Regions from separate parts of the Homo sapiens genome. Here region 2 is linked to region 1. Evidence: chromatin contacts called from ENCODE Hi-C or POLR2A ChIA-PET data. All regions are on one chromosome and are shown on one strand. The core of a region is the stretch at or near the end of the contact, and the rest is flanking DNA. Distances in the headings are between cores, read along the strand shown.

Region 1 (7,739 bases), core at 3,353-5,852:
CCTACGCATGGCTTGGGAGAGCAGTACTGAATAGTGGAAGAGTCCTAGGCTAATGAGTGTTGACAGGCTTGTTTTGGTTTTATAACATTTATAACATACACATCTCTGAGCCCATTTTTTCTGTTGCAAAATGGCAGTAACATTATTTACCACTCGTTAGGGCTAATGTGAGGATCAAAACCAAATGAGATAATGTATATAAAGTATTAAGCATATTACCTACCACATAATTAATGTATAGTTAATTATGAATTATTTATTTTTATTATTGTCAATAACAGAGTGTTAGCATTTAATAAAGTTCTGGGTATGGAATAGAATGATCAGATTTCTAGGTTTTGACGTTTGGTACTATAGCCTCACTGCTGAGAAAATCTGGGAAGTATAAGGAGGTAATGGTTAAAAGATAGGCAGAATTTTCTAATTTCAGAATAATAGTCATTAACAGCAGGACATTGTCTAGATAATCTACCTTTCTGTGCCTTACTTTTTATCTTTATTCAAATGAAGATAATATGTTTTGAGGAAACAATATTGCTGTTGTTTTGTAGAAATTGAAACATAAGTACGTGTGGTTTGTGGCACTGAGGACTGACTGATTGCTTCTCTCTGATACTTCTTTTAGAAATGCCCTTTTTGGGCCGGGTGCGGTGGTTCACGCCTGTAATCCCAGCACCTTGGGAGGCTGAGGTGGGCGGATCACAAGGTCAAGAGATTGAGACCATCCTGGCCAACATGGTGAAACCCCATCTCTACTAAAAATACAAAAATTAGCTGGGCGTAGTGGTGCACACCGGTAATCCCAGTTACTCGGGAAGCTGAGGCAGGAGAATCAGTTTAACCCAGGAGGCCAAGAGCGCGCCACTGCACTCCAGCCTGGCAACAGAGCAAGACTCTGTCAAAAAAAAAAAAAAATTGCCCTTTTTGGAGCTCAGATAAAAGACACTATGTAATTTGTAAGAAAAAAGGGTGTCCTGTTGGAGTCTACGTGTCAGGAGTAGTCTAAATCTTAAGTAACCAGAACTTAACTATCCTCTCCATTATTTTGAGAAATGATGGTGAGGATCATTGCTGATATGGTTTTCAAATCTGGGGGGAAAGATTACAGAATGGTGTAAAAATCACCTGAAAAAGAATTCTTTTTGTTTGTGCATTTTATCACGTCACTACTAATCTGGCCAGCAGGGAGTTACCATCTGTACTGTGTGGCAGTGACCAGAGAAAACAGGTCCAGTCCATTTCATGTGTTTAATAATATATCATGTTCACATATAACCCACATTTATTCAGTACCTATAGGTGCTATGCTTGAAGCACATAAGCCGTTCATGATGAATACATACTATTGTTCAATGCTGCAGTTTTTATGTTATCTTGAAAGACAGAGGGAGAAATAACTTGCATTTCCAAACTCGTCTCTTTTATACTTTGAAGAAGGAACTTGTTACCTTTATTGTACATTAATGATTACATATATAACTCACTATGTTTTCTTTTCTCTACTTCCAAACCCAAGAAGGCATTCTAACAGTATCTCAGTAATCTCCGCTAACCCTGCCCCAGTTCAGTCATATCCTGCTAGACCATTTTAGTTATCTAATAATTACAGTAAACCTCCCTTCCATTCCTCCCCTCTTCCTTCATTCCTCAAACATTGCCAGCAACCACCAAATCCACCTTCCTGCCCCAACAATCTAAATTGTAAATTGGACCACATCATACTCAGACTTAAAATCTTTTAAATGGCTTCCTTACCACTTTTCAAGGTACCATCCAAATTCCATGGCATCACATTCATGGTCCTTCTCAATCTGGTTCCTACTTTCCTGTCCTCCCTCATCTCCTGCCACTTTTTCTCTCGCCCCTTCATACAAAATTATTTACAATTCCTTGCTGTCTCACACTACTAAGGCCTTTTGGTATTTTCAGCTCCATCACCCCATTATCATACTTACTTTGTGTTATTGTTCGTTTGTTTATATGTCTGTCTTCCATGATTAGACTGCATCTTTTTTTTTTTTTTTTTTGAGACGGAGTTTCATTCTTGTTGCCCAGGCTGGAGTGCAATGGTGTGGTCTCAGCTCACTGCAACCTCTGCTTCCCCAGTTCAAGTGATTCTCTTGCCTCCCAAGTAGCTGGGATTACAGGCACCTGCCACCACGCCTGGCTAATTTTTTAGTATTTTAAGTAGAGATGGGTTTCACCATGTTGGCCAGGCTGGCCCTGAACCCCTGACCTCAGGTGATCCGCTCACCTCGGCCTCCCAAACTGTTGGGATTACAGGCATGAGCCACCACGCCCGGACTGATTAGAGTGCATCTTGAAGGCAGAGATTCTGTGTCACTTAACTTTGAATTCTACCCACATGTGACACTGCCTGGCACATAGTATGCATTCCCTAAATGTTTCTCAAATAAATAAATAAATGAGGGATGAAAGATACTCCCATATGGTCACAGTGTACCATTATAACATTTGCAATTCTTACTATATTATACAACATCTGTAAGCCAGTTTTATAAATCCAATAATCATGATATGGCTAAAGGGAACATAGATATCTTATCCATAAACTCAAAATCAAAGAGACCGAGTAACTTAGACAAGAGCACCAAGCTGACTAGCAGTGCCTCAGGACTAACCTGGCCTGGCTCCCTGATCCCCTTGCCATGGATAGGCCTAACAAATGGAAATGTGTACAAGACTTAATAGAATGATATTTAAGTCATTTATTTTAGCTTTGAGATTTTTTTTAAAAAAACTTCATTATGGAAAAATTTAAGTATACACAAAAGTAAATGAAAGAGTAAACTGTACCTCCCTGTGTGCACATCACCAACTTAAACAGTTCTCAAACCATGACCAATCTTGATTCATCTATACCCATACCTACTCCCCTTCGCATTATTTTGCAGTAAATCCTTGATGTTGTATGATTTAATCTGGAAATATTTTAGTATGTATAGGATAGGTTTTTAAACTTCTAAATATGAGTTTCTCTGGTATTTTGGGAAGTCATGATAATTGAAACAAAATAACGAAGCCCATTGAAGACACAACTGCAGAAATCTGGCAGCCTGTCCCTGTGCTTTCTCCTTCTCTATGAAGCTGTTCCCAGGACCACGACTTCCACCGAGCCCATCTCCTAGAAATCCCTTTGTTCACATGCCCTGGAGAGAGTTGTGCTTTGTTATTTAAATTGTGCAAGGTGGAAGTGCAAGGAAGAAAAGCAATGGTGATTATATGAATGAGAGTAGATACTAGTTAGTAAAAAGCAAGATACTGTATTTATGTATAAGGTTAAATAGTTTTAAAAAATTATCCATAAGAAACCTTTAAAATTCCTTGGAATCTTTGTCATTTCTATTTTATCAAAATTACAGTATAAACTAGTAACTGAAGTTTATATTATGAATTATTGCAAACATACACAAAGTTATGGAGAAAAATACAAGGAACATTCATGTGTCTACTGCATATCTTTACCAAGTCTCTCCCTGTTACCTCAGATTTTCTTTAAGTGACAGAACATTGCAGGTAGAGTGAAGATGCCTTGGTAATCCTTCCCTTTCCTCTCTCCCAGAAATGACCATTATCCTGGATTTCGATTTATTGTTTTAAAGCATGTATAACCTTACATTGAATAGTGTCTTGCCTTTTATAAAGCATTTTACCTCTTTCGTTTGATCTTCACAACTCTTGAAGTATTTACTTCACTTCTAAATATGTATAACCCACCAAATTATCCCAATTTCACTTAATACAAAGCTATAAAGTATGAAGTGAATTAGTGTTTCATGATTTACAGTGTATCATCTCATTAGAAATAGAGTCCTGAGGCATGTGTGTGAAAACTTCACACCCCGCTTTGTTCCTCGATTTAATTTAAAGTACGAGTAATTACTCGTACTTTTAAAAGTATAAAGTATAAAGCACTTTGGGAAGCTGAGGTGGTAGCATCTCTTGAGCCTAGGGCTTTGAGACCAGCCTGGGTAATAGAGCAAGACCTCCATCTCAAAAAACACACACACACACAGCAGTAGGAGAACTGGAAGGAACCACACACACACACACACACACACACACACAGCAGTAGGAGGACTCGAAGGAACCTCAAAGGGTTAAATAGTCTTTAACTCCCTGATTTTAGTGAAACCGCCTTAAAACCAACTCAAAGGTAAGTTTTCTGTTCATTTCAAAGGACATAATTGAGGAAGGAAGAGCTGTCTACCCTGAGTAATGTTTTCTGGAATGACAAATGAGTAAAGAAATCATGGAGATATCTTATCTCATAATTCTTTAAAAATTAAATAACCATGGAGTTTGCATATAATTTTAAAAATTTAAAGCAAATTCCCACTCCAGTTCCTCCTGACCAATTTTTCCAGCTATTTGAGCAGTATTTTTTGCTCCTTGGAAGGGGATATAGTGCTTATCCTGTTTATTCAAGTAAAATTTAAAAAAAAGATAAAACTTTCTCCCCTTAAAAAAAAAAGTCTAGAGCTGGTAAAAATTTCTGACTCAGTAATTTTGGAAAGAATTGCCTCTTTCCACAAATAGATGAGCTTACATACTAGGTCTTCCAAGTGGACTAGTAAATTTCCGTGATGTCAGGAAACTGGGTGGAGTTTTTATGGATGCAAGTCCAGTGGAGGAGGGACTTTTCAGGTCATGTATAAGGAGAGTAGGATCAGATTCTGGTTTTGAATAACCTATAAGCCACAAAGCATGGGGATTTCCCATTGGGTTAATCTAGTGCTGGCCACAGTTTAGGCATATGATCTAGAGTAGCTGCTGCAATTAAGAGATGCTTGCTTATGGGATCTTTGCCCTTTTATTGGAAGGCTGTAAGTGTAGCCCAGCCTTGATTTATAAACCAACTTGACATAATCACTATTTCTTTTCACACAGACTTCTGAATAGCTGTCACTAAATTTTGATTACCACCAGGCATTTAGTTAAGCTAGAGCTGAACTATTTGATCTGTTAGTTTTTATTGGGCACTGCAGCCCACACTGATCTTCCCCTGTTCTAAAGCCCTGCTTGTATCAGAAAGGTCCACCCAGGCTAATTGTTTATATGCTAATTGTTTATATGGGTTAGTCTTAACTCTTTTTTCGACAATTTTATAGGATCTTAGCATGCTCATATCATGTCTCCTACTATTTGGGTCTCTTCCTACTGTCATATTGCTTGGTACATTGATAGGTGCTAGTACCTAAAGCCTTACCTAAAGCCGATGAAACTGTTAGCTTAGTTGGCTTCTTCCAGGTTTGTCTTTATTTGGTCACCCTGAAAGCCTAAGTGTCTTGCAAATACTATCTACTAGGTTTGTTGAATATCTCATTTTGTTTTCTATAATCAATAACAATGTAAGCTTGGATGCAATTTTTTAAAAGTACTTTAAAAACCTTAACTCTCAGTTTGGATACTTGTCCCCTAGCTGACAGAAATACCTTGGCAAAGTAGCTAAAGTCAGCCCTGAAGCTGAAATCAGCTGAGGCTGGATAGTTTAAATCATGCTTTTCCTCTTCTCAAAAGATGATAGGGACCAAATCAAAATCTCAACAGTAATTTAAATTGAACTTTCCAAGTAGATTTCTAGAATTCATATGAAAAAGTATAATAATTTGGAGGATAAAAAAGGAAAAAGAGTAGGGGCCTGCCCAAATAGATGTCAAAATACAGACAGTCCCTGACTTATGAATTTTCAACTTTAGGTTGGGTTTATTGGGATATAAGACCATCGAGGAGGTCATTATGATTTCTACTGAATGTGCCTCATTTTCGGACCATCATAAAGTGGAAAAATTGTAAGTTGGGGAATGTCTGCTCTGCTGCCACTATTAAATGCACTTTCGACTTAGTGATGTTTTCAAATTAGGATTGGTTTATTGGGATGTAGCCCCATTGAAAGTCAAGGAGCATCTTTTTATTATAGAGCTGTGAAAATAAAATAGTTGGTTTAGCTGTGATAATAAATGTTTAAATAGTTTAAAGGAACAGAGTCTCAAAATGGACTGTTTCTGGTGCAAAAGCTCTATGCTTATATTCATGCTTCTAAGTCTTAGTACACATTTTTTCCCTTAGTTTTAAAAAAATGTTTGCAGGCTGGGCTTGGTGGCTCACGCCTGTAATCCCACCACTTTGGGAGGCCGAGGCGGGTGGATCACCTGAGGTCAGGCGTTCAAGACCACCCTGGCCAACATGGTGAAACCCTGTCTGTACGAAAAAATACAAAAATTAGCCGGGCGTGGTGGTGGGCACCTGTAATCCCAACTACTCAGGAGGCTGAGGCAGGGAGAATTACTTGAACCCAGGAGGCAGAAGTTTCAGCGAGCTAAAAAAAAAAAAATTTTTTTTTTTTTTTTTGCTACATTCTTAAGTGTGACTCTCTTTAGCTTTGTGAAACCTTGAGGTGGTTGTTTTTCCACACGGTTTATAATGAAAGAGATGAGAAAAATACAATTTTTTATAAAGAGCTTGATGCTTTCTAGAACAACATACTCTAAAAAGGGAAGCTTACACATTTAAAAAATAAAAGTCTGATGAAAGACCATATAGCTGAGGGTTCTGAGCTTAGGGAGACAGGTTCCAATTACTGGCTGTAGGTCTTTGGGATGATGACTTAACTAAGCCTACTTCCTTATTTGTAAATGTGGGAAGCGCCTACTTTATAGAACTGTAAAGATCAAAGAACAGCATGCGTGCCAAACCTTTAGTACTGTAGCTAACACAGAAGTGTTTGATAAAAGTTACCCATGGTTATTATTTTTACTAAAAAGACCTTTAAAAGTACTATGAAGGGTTTCTGTTTCTAAATTCTAAGATATATAGTAGTCATGAACATTTCAGAAAGGCAATGTTATTTTCAAATCAGTTTCACAGTTTTCTTGAGGCGGATAAGCAGTTCTTCCCTTAGCAAAATAAGAACTTTTGATTATGCAATGAAAGAGAATCAAAGTCAGTACTGATTCCAGCTACCTTTTCTTTATTTTCTGTGAGAAATTGAGCAAGTTACTTGCCACAGTGATGTTTTTCATTTTTATAGAGAATAAAAAATAAATGAATTAGGTTTGAATTTCAGTGGGAAATAATTAGGTTAGATGTAAGAACGCTCTGATTGTAAGGCTGCCAAGCAGATGAGAGGGACTCCTTTGTCACCATTAGGAGACTGTGCCAGAGGAGCTTTTTCTTTTGGGCCTCTTGAGGCTACTTCAGGCGTCCTGGGAACCCATCTAGATGCACCTTAAACCTGGACTTCAACCCTGACTCCTGTGATGGCATCTTCGCCAGGATGACATGGTAAGGTGGTGATAAGGACGGAGATAAGACTGGCTGCCATTCAACGTTGGTTAGTCTTCCTGTTCATGTAGAAAGCATTCTGATACTTTTTTCCTATTTAGATAAGTAAATGAAGACAGCATAAGATAGACAACACATATTTTAAATAGTCTGAAATAATTGCATAGATTTCCAACAGCTTATAAAACTCTTTAAAAAGCGTACAGAGCTGTTTGGGCAAGAAGGGCAGTTTGAATCAGGCACAGCAACACAGCCTTGTCTTTGTTAGAAGGTTAGACGAGTTGATCCTTTTAAGTTTCTTTAAAACAAGGAATTATAAAACCATTTAAGATTTACTAAGAATAAATAAGGTGATCATGTAAGAGAAGACCAGTAATTATCTTGAGTTGCCTTTAGGAAGCTACAGATTTATTTTTGGCTTTAGCTTTGTTTTT
Region 2 (6,793 bases), core at 1,351-3,850, 98 kb before region 1:
CTAAAAAGAGGATAGGTTAATAAGTCATTAATGTTTTGGCTCATTCTCTTCAAAAACAATATGGAGGAATTTTTCTGGTAGACACTGGAAAAAAGAGAAGGAGAAATGTCAGCTTACAAAAGAAATGTCTGTGTAAATACAATAATTACATGGCAGTGCTTGATAATTCTGTACTCAAGCCCCCTGGGCTCCATGTTATAGAGCTCCTCTGGGAAGGCAGAGGGAAGAACCAGAAAAAGGAGACTTATTTCTGCTAAGACGCAGCCAGACCCTCTGTGAAAGACCTACAGAACTTTGAGCACAGCTTCCACTTAACCACATGTAGCTATCAACCAAAGTTTGAGCAGAAAACTGTGCATTCATATAATTTGACTTGCTTTGCATTTCTCCCTTTCCCTTTTCTTTTTATATTTCAAAAAGAGATAAAAGTCTTCTGTAGATATAACTGACAAAGCATCAGTCCTTAAGGATTTAAGAATCTTAAGACTGGGCTGGAAAAAAATGCACAAGCAAAGAGTAAGACCTGCCTGGCCACATTTCCTTAGCCACATTGCTTATGGATTGTCAGACTTTGACTCATAGTTTACAGCTTAGTAGCTCTGTGACACTAGGGAGTTACTTGACCTTCAGTTGCCTCATCTATAAAATGGGGATAATAATAGTTCCAACCTCATGGGATTATTGTGGGGAAATGAGATAATCCATATAAGGTATTGAGCCAGTGCTTAACATATACATGCTATTGCTCAATGTATGCTATCAATTATTTTAATAGAAATATATATTATAAATTGTATGCAGGCTTATTAAGCAGTAGAGATTTCATCATTCACAACAGATTTTTTTTTCTGTTGCCTTTATGATCTCCTGAGTTTTAAAAAACGCACTAAATATTCCTATCTCAGACCCTGTCTCAGAAAACAAACAAACAGAAAAACCAATAAGTAACATTTCTTCTTTTATAAAACCTCCAACCTTCTTTTTGTTCATTGGTGAAGTAAAGATCATTAGTGAAGTAGATCTTGGCTAAATAGAGTGGCTGAAAGTAGAAAAACAGTGCACTTCACAACCACTAGAATAAGGCTTTTTTTCTGTCTGGCTTAGTTACATGATACAATTGAGTCTATCCAGGCTTAGTTTTAAGTAACCATTTATTTGGCTGAACAAAATTAGAGCTTGTGTGCATTTATTATAACATATATCCAGGCCCTATTTAATCTCCTAGGAGAAGAAATGTACTAAATGATATACTGATGTCGTGGAAGAGCTTATCCAACTTAATTAAGTAGACTCTTTATTCCCATATAGTAAGTTAGACATTCCGATTCTTTCCGATGATTCTGCACTAGAATTTAGCTGACCAGGGAGTTGGTTGTACATAGCATGGAACACCTTTCTTTTGCCCACAGTTTAATTATGTATGGAGAGTAGAAAAGAGCTTTGGTATGAAAGCCTAAATACAGTTAAGATACAATGAGCTGATGACAAAGATTCTCTCTCTCTTTCACTCTCCTTTTAAGTAGCAATGCAACTGCACCTGATTAGAAGACTGATCTTTGAAAAATAAGTTAAATTCAAATCAAGAAAAGTTTCTTGAGAACACAGTTATCTACAAGGTACTGTGATGAGTAGTATGAATAATAATAAGACAAAGACGTTAATGTCACTTCTCTCAAGAAATCACCATTTAAGGGAACAAACAAATAAGTCCAGACCAGATAGTAATAAAATGTGGGAAATGCTACACTAGTAAACAAACAAACAAAAAAATCATATAGGAACTGTGATGAAGGCACCAATTCCATCAGGGGAGCAGGGAGGAAGGTGCTAAGGGAAATTTTGCAGAAGTGACATTTGAATTGGATCTTGGAGGATTTCCAAGATTTTTGTGGAAAGCAGAAAGGAGAGAGATAAATAAACAGCATGAGCAGGAGCAGAGAACATCAGTGGTTAGGATGAAGCTCTAAAGATTTGCTAAGACCCAGTTATAAAGCATTTAACGGTCTTCTAAGATTGCCTGGGCTTTATTGTGAAAATAATGGAGAAAATTGAAGGTTCTTAGTTGGGGCAGGTTCAGGGACCTGAACAGGTTGAGTTTGGGGGAAGGTGCATAAGAGTGGGGACACAGGGCAATGTGCTGGCAGGGAGAGTGTGTGAACAAGGAAAAGGTCTTGAATTGTAACTCTGGAGAACATCTCGTGGCGGGTTGTGGAAGAGAAATTTATGAAGGAGGCTCCTAAGAACTGCCTTTTGAAAAAAGGAATCCTGAGACAAGCATAAGAAAGCAAAGAAAAAGAGTGATAAGGAAAAGGAATCGATCAGCAGTGTCAAACACCGTACACAGATCTAGAGGAAAACGAAAAAGAAAGCTATTTGGTTGAGCAACTAGACCATTTTTAGTGGCTCCTTTGAGACCACTTTCAATAGAATTAGTAAGGTAGAAACCAAATACCATGTCAGACAAGGAAAAATAATACTTGCAATGCACAGGAAATTTAAAGATAGGCAGGAGCTGATGTTGCATCTCTCAAGGAGGGTAGTATTTAAGAGCAACCAATGGAAATTATGAGAAATAGGAGCTAAAAAGGTCTAATCCCCAAAACCAGACAGACGAGAAACATTTGCAGAATGATGTCATCCTGCCTCCTTGGGTGATACCACTTTGTTCCTCAGATGTTTAACCCAGCCTGCATGAGTCAACATCTATATTTGGGCATAAGGAGAACTACCTTTTGTGCTATGTGCCAGTTCAGAAGTCTGTTTTTGCTAGTCTGGTTTAGCTCTGCCAAATTATTTTAGGCTTATGACTGCATCAACAGCCCATGGAAATTAATCTGTTTAATATCACATAGCTCTAATTCCAGCACACTTACTTCTATTCAATGTAATCTTAATTGGTTTTTTTCCCCTTTGCATTTGGAAGACACAAGGTTTATATTTACAAGTACATTCATAGCAGATTTTAAAAGGCAAAAGTGGAAATGTCAGAAAAACCATATATAGAATCCAAGAGCTTATATCAATTACTGAACATGACTAGAATAATAGTAATAACTTCTGTGAATTAAGTGCCTAGTGTTTGCCAGACAATTTTCATTGAGTATCTTTGATTCTATAACCCTAAAATGTAGCTACGATTTCCATCCAGAAAAGATTAAGTAACTTGATTACATTCACTCAGTCAGCAAATGGAAGAGTAGGGACTCAAAGCTAGACCTGACCCCAAAGCCCGTGGTCTTTCACCACTCTGTGCCCTCTTCAAAATATCATGGTGCCCATTAATGCAAAAGAAAAGTGAACTGGCTGGGTGCAGTGGCCCACACCCATAACCCAACATTTTGGGAGGCCGACGTGGGCAGAGCACTCGAGATCAGGAGTTCGAAACCAGCCTGGCCAATATGGTGAAACCCTGTCTCTACTAAAAATACAAAAAAAAAAAATTAGCCGGGCGTGGTGGCACATGCTTATAATCCCAGCTATTCGGGAGGCTGAGGCAGGAGAATCACTTGAACCTGGGAGGCAGAGGTTGCAGTGAGCTGAGATCTCACCACTGCATTCCAGCATGAGAGACAGAGCGAGACCCTGTCTCAAAAAAAAAAAAAAAGTGAACAAAGTCATATAAGTTATGTTTACAAGTGATGACCGAGATATTCAGTGGTAGAAGCTCTTTTTAGATGTAAATTACTCATCTAACTTTTATTGGGAAGTAAATATTTCAAAATGCATGTGGTTGACCAGACTTAATAGTAAATGACTCTATTTCTAATGGGATATCAGAGGAGAAGGCAAAAAAGGAAATAAGATAGAAGCATTACACAACAGAAACAATGTCTGAAGGAAAATTCAAAATTTAAGAAGAGCTGGAGATGGGTTCTTATAAGATCTCGTAAGATTATAATTTTTCTGGAATTTTGAACTATAGTGATTCATTCTAAGGAAAAGAAATCAGTTCACAGGAAAAGAATCTCCCTAAGATTATTTCCCATCCCCACAAGCATTGAAAAATGCTTTTTGCATATTACACAGAGAAGTTCTGCTTGTTTTTCTCAACCCCTCCTTGTCAGACCAGGATGGGATGGGGAAGGGTGGCTTACCTTTGTAGACCCCCTGCCAGAGAGCCTTCCCTTGGCATGGAATCTAAAGTAGTCTCCCAGACAATCTCTAGCACATCACTGAGTTATATTTTCTTCATAGCAGTACCTGAAATTATTTTGTTTACTCATTTTTTCACTGACTGGATTACCCCCACTAAATTTACGCTCCATGAGAACAGATTTTGTCTTTTTGATTCATGGCTAAACCTGAAGCACTCAGAACGGTACCTAAAACAATGCCTCAAAAAAAATTTACTGACTGTCTGAATGAATGAATGAGTTAATATTGCCAAGGGCACAGTAATGTGAATCTGCAGCTTAAAGTGGAGATCTTCACCCAAGAAATAAGTTTTGTATCTCTCCCTGAAGAAAGAAACAGTTATGAGGGTGGGGAGTTTATGTTCATGGGCTATTAAAGGAAAACTCAGAAAGATGGTGTGGTAAAAAGAAATATGTATTTGGTCTTTGTTCCAGTTCTTTTTGTTTGTTTGTTTGTTTGTTTATTTTTTGTTTGGAGACAGGTACCCTCCAGGCTGGAATGCAGTGGTGCCATTACAGCTCACTGCAGCTTAAACTTCCCCAGGCTCAGGTGATCCTCCCAACTCAGCCTCCTGAGTAGCAGGGACCACAGGCATGGACCACCATGTCTGGCTAATTTTTACAATTTTTTTATAGAGATGGGTTTTGCCATGTTGCCCAGGCCGGTCTTGAAATTCTGGTCCACCCACCTTGGCTTCCCAAAGTGCTAGGATTACAGGCATGAGCCACCATGCCCCGCCAGTTCCCAGTTATTGACATAGCTTCCAAAATTCCCGGAATTTCCTGAGCAATAGGGGTGATAAAAGCATCTTTTGTTACTCATTACAAGTTCCTTTCAATCATACCTAAATTTATGCTAATAAGGTGGTTCCTGGTGGACCCCTAGATAGCTTCAAGATAGGGGCTGGTTGCCAGGGGAGCCAATCATGTGATAAGAGGGCTGGAGTTTTCAGCCTTCCCACTCCCCTCAACCTCCAGTGAGGGGAAGGGGGCTGGAGTTTGAGTTCATTCACTAATCACCAATGATTTAATCAATGATGCCTGTGTAATGAAGTCTCCATTAAAAAACCTAAACAGGCTGGGCACGGTGGCTCACGCCTGTAATCCCAGCACTTTGAGAGGCCGAGGCAGGTGGATCACGAGATCAAGAGATCGAGACCATTCTGGCCAACCAACATGGTGAAATCCCGTCTCTACTAAAAATACAAAAATTAGCTGGGTGTAGTGGCGCACACCTGTACCCCCAGCTACTCGGAAGGTTGAGGCAAGAGAATCGCTTGAACCCAGGAGGCGGAGGTTGCAGTGAGCTGAGAGTGAGCCACTGCACTCCAGCCTGGGCAACAGAGCAAGACTCCATCTCAAAACAAAAACAAAACAAAAAGTCCCTAAACAATGGGGTTTGGAGAGCTTCTGGGTTGGTGAACACATCCAAGTGCTGGGAGGAGGGTGGGGACCCAAGGAGGGCTTAGAAACTCCTCCCCCATCCCCACCCACCCCACCATACATTGCCCTGTGCATCTCTTCCATTTGGCTATTCCTGAATTGTATCCTTTGTAAGAAACTGGGAATAGTAAGTAAAGCACTGTCTTGAGGTCTGTGAACCTGAGGAGAGGGTTGTAGGAATCCCCCTACTTTATAACCAGTTGCTCAGGAGTATGAATGGCCCAAACTGGCAATTGGTGTCTGAAGTGGGAACAGTCTTGTGGGACCAAGCCCTTAACCTGTGGGGTCTGCACTCACTCTGGGTAGATGGTGTCAGAATTGAATTGAATTGTAGAACACTTAGTTGGTGTTCGAAGAGTTAGAGAATGGATTGATGTGAGTGAAAACCCCATGTTTGGTGTCAGAAGTATTGTGAATAAAAACAATCAGAGATGGCTTACTACAAACACATGAATAGAGCTGATTCTGAAGAATCTCCTTCCTCCTAGGAGTGAGGAGTAGTCCTGCAGACGTATGTCCAAATTTGTCCTATCTTGGATTTAAGGCAAAAGCATTAAGGATTAAGTTCAAAGTCTTATTGTTCCTAAAATAGCAGGCATGTGAACATTGTGTAATGCTGTACTAAATATATGCAAGTAATTAAAATGAGTTATTCATATTCAGACCTAATGTGATGTTGAATGTATTATTGTCCAGTATTTTTTTGGCGGGGAGAGGTGTCAGAATTTTCAAAGCAATTCTGGACAGGGGAATGTTTTATGCTACTAAGGTCTTACAGCATGGAATATCCTCTCTCAGAGCTCTATATCTTGGAATGATTCCAAAAGACAGAAACAATATGGTTGGCACCCCTGGCTTTGGTATGGCTGAATACGTTAGGCAGATAACCTTTTTTTGTTTAAGAGTCAGGGTCTCGCTCTGTTGTATAGGGTAAAATGCAGTGGCTCAATCATAGCTCACTACAGCCTTGAACTCCTGGGCTCAAGCAATCTTCCTGTCTCAGCCTCCCAAGTAGCTGGGACTACAGGCACACACTCCCATGCCCAGCTAATTTTTAAAATTTTTTGTAGAGACGAGGTCTTGCTATGTAACCCAGGCTGGTCTCAAACTCCTGGCTTGGTCTTCCAAAGTTCTGGGATTACAGGTGTCAGCCACTGCACTTGGCTAAATTACCTTTTATTAAACAGTCCATTTATTGAGTTAGAAAACACAGCCAA

Evidence for each region. Hi-C counts contacts between places; a loop is a spot of excess contacts on that map. ChIA-PET counts read pairs that join two places held with the same protein, here RNA polymerase II (POLR2A). Pooled maps may share reads with other maps.
Region 2: a loop to region 1 is called in a map of posterior vena cava, with 2.1 times the contacts of the local background. The contact joins two enhancer-like sites. A Hi-C loop is called at or near these places in 2 of 168 maps with a recorded cell type or tissue (aorta and posterior vena cava), 1 of 37 single-sample maps with no recorded cell type and 6 of 50 pooled maps. POLR2A ChIA-PET finds 5 or more read pairs at or near these places in 5 of 52 experiments (AG04449, GM12878, MCF 10A and 2 more).

Annotation. Positions count from the first base shown.
Region 1 is chr12:27,273,334-27,281,072 of GRCh38, forward strand. All of the region lies in intron 1 of STK38L (serine/threonine kinase 38 like), which reads left to right. LOC124902905 (a long non-coding RNA gene) reads right to left here. Exons shown (of 3, transcript XR_007063254.1): 3 at 7,315-7,398. Among named protein-coding and RNA genes, the nearest start is that of STK38L, 33 kb to the left of the region's middle. RefSeq lists an enhancer at 4,772-4,821 and a silencer at 6,539-6,739. Within about 2 kb of position 4,603, at least 7 of the 41 ENCODE cell types and tissues checked have a DNase peak (open chromatin) inside an H3K27ac peak, as active enhancers do; they include GM12878, where a contact is called at or near this core.
Region 2 is chr12:27,177,336-27,184,128 of GRCh38, forward strand. It overlaps the pseudogene LOC124902904. Among named protein-coding and RNA genes, the nearest start is that of STK38L, 64 kb to the right of the region's middle. RefSeq lists an enhancer at 1,633-1,682. Within about 2 kb of position 2,601, at least 10 of the 41 ENCODE cell types and tissues checked have a DNase peak (open chromatin) inside an H3K27ac peak, as active enhancers do; they include GM12878, where a contact is called at or near this core.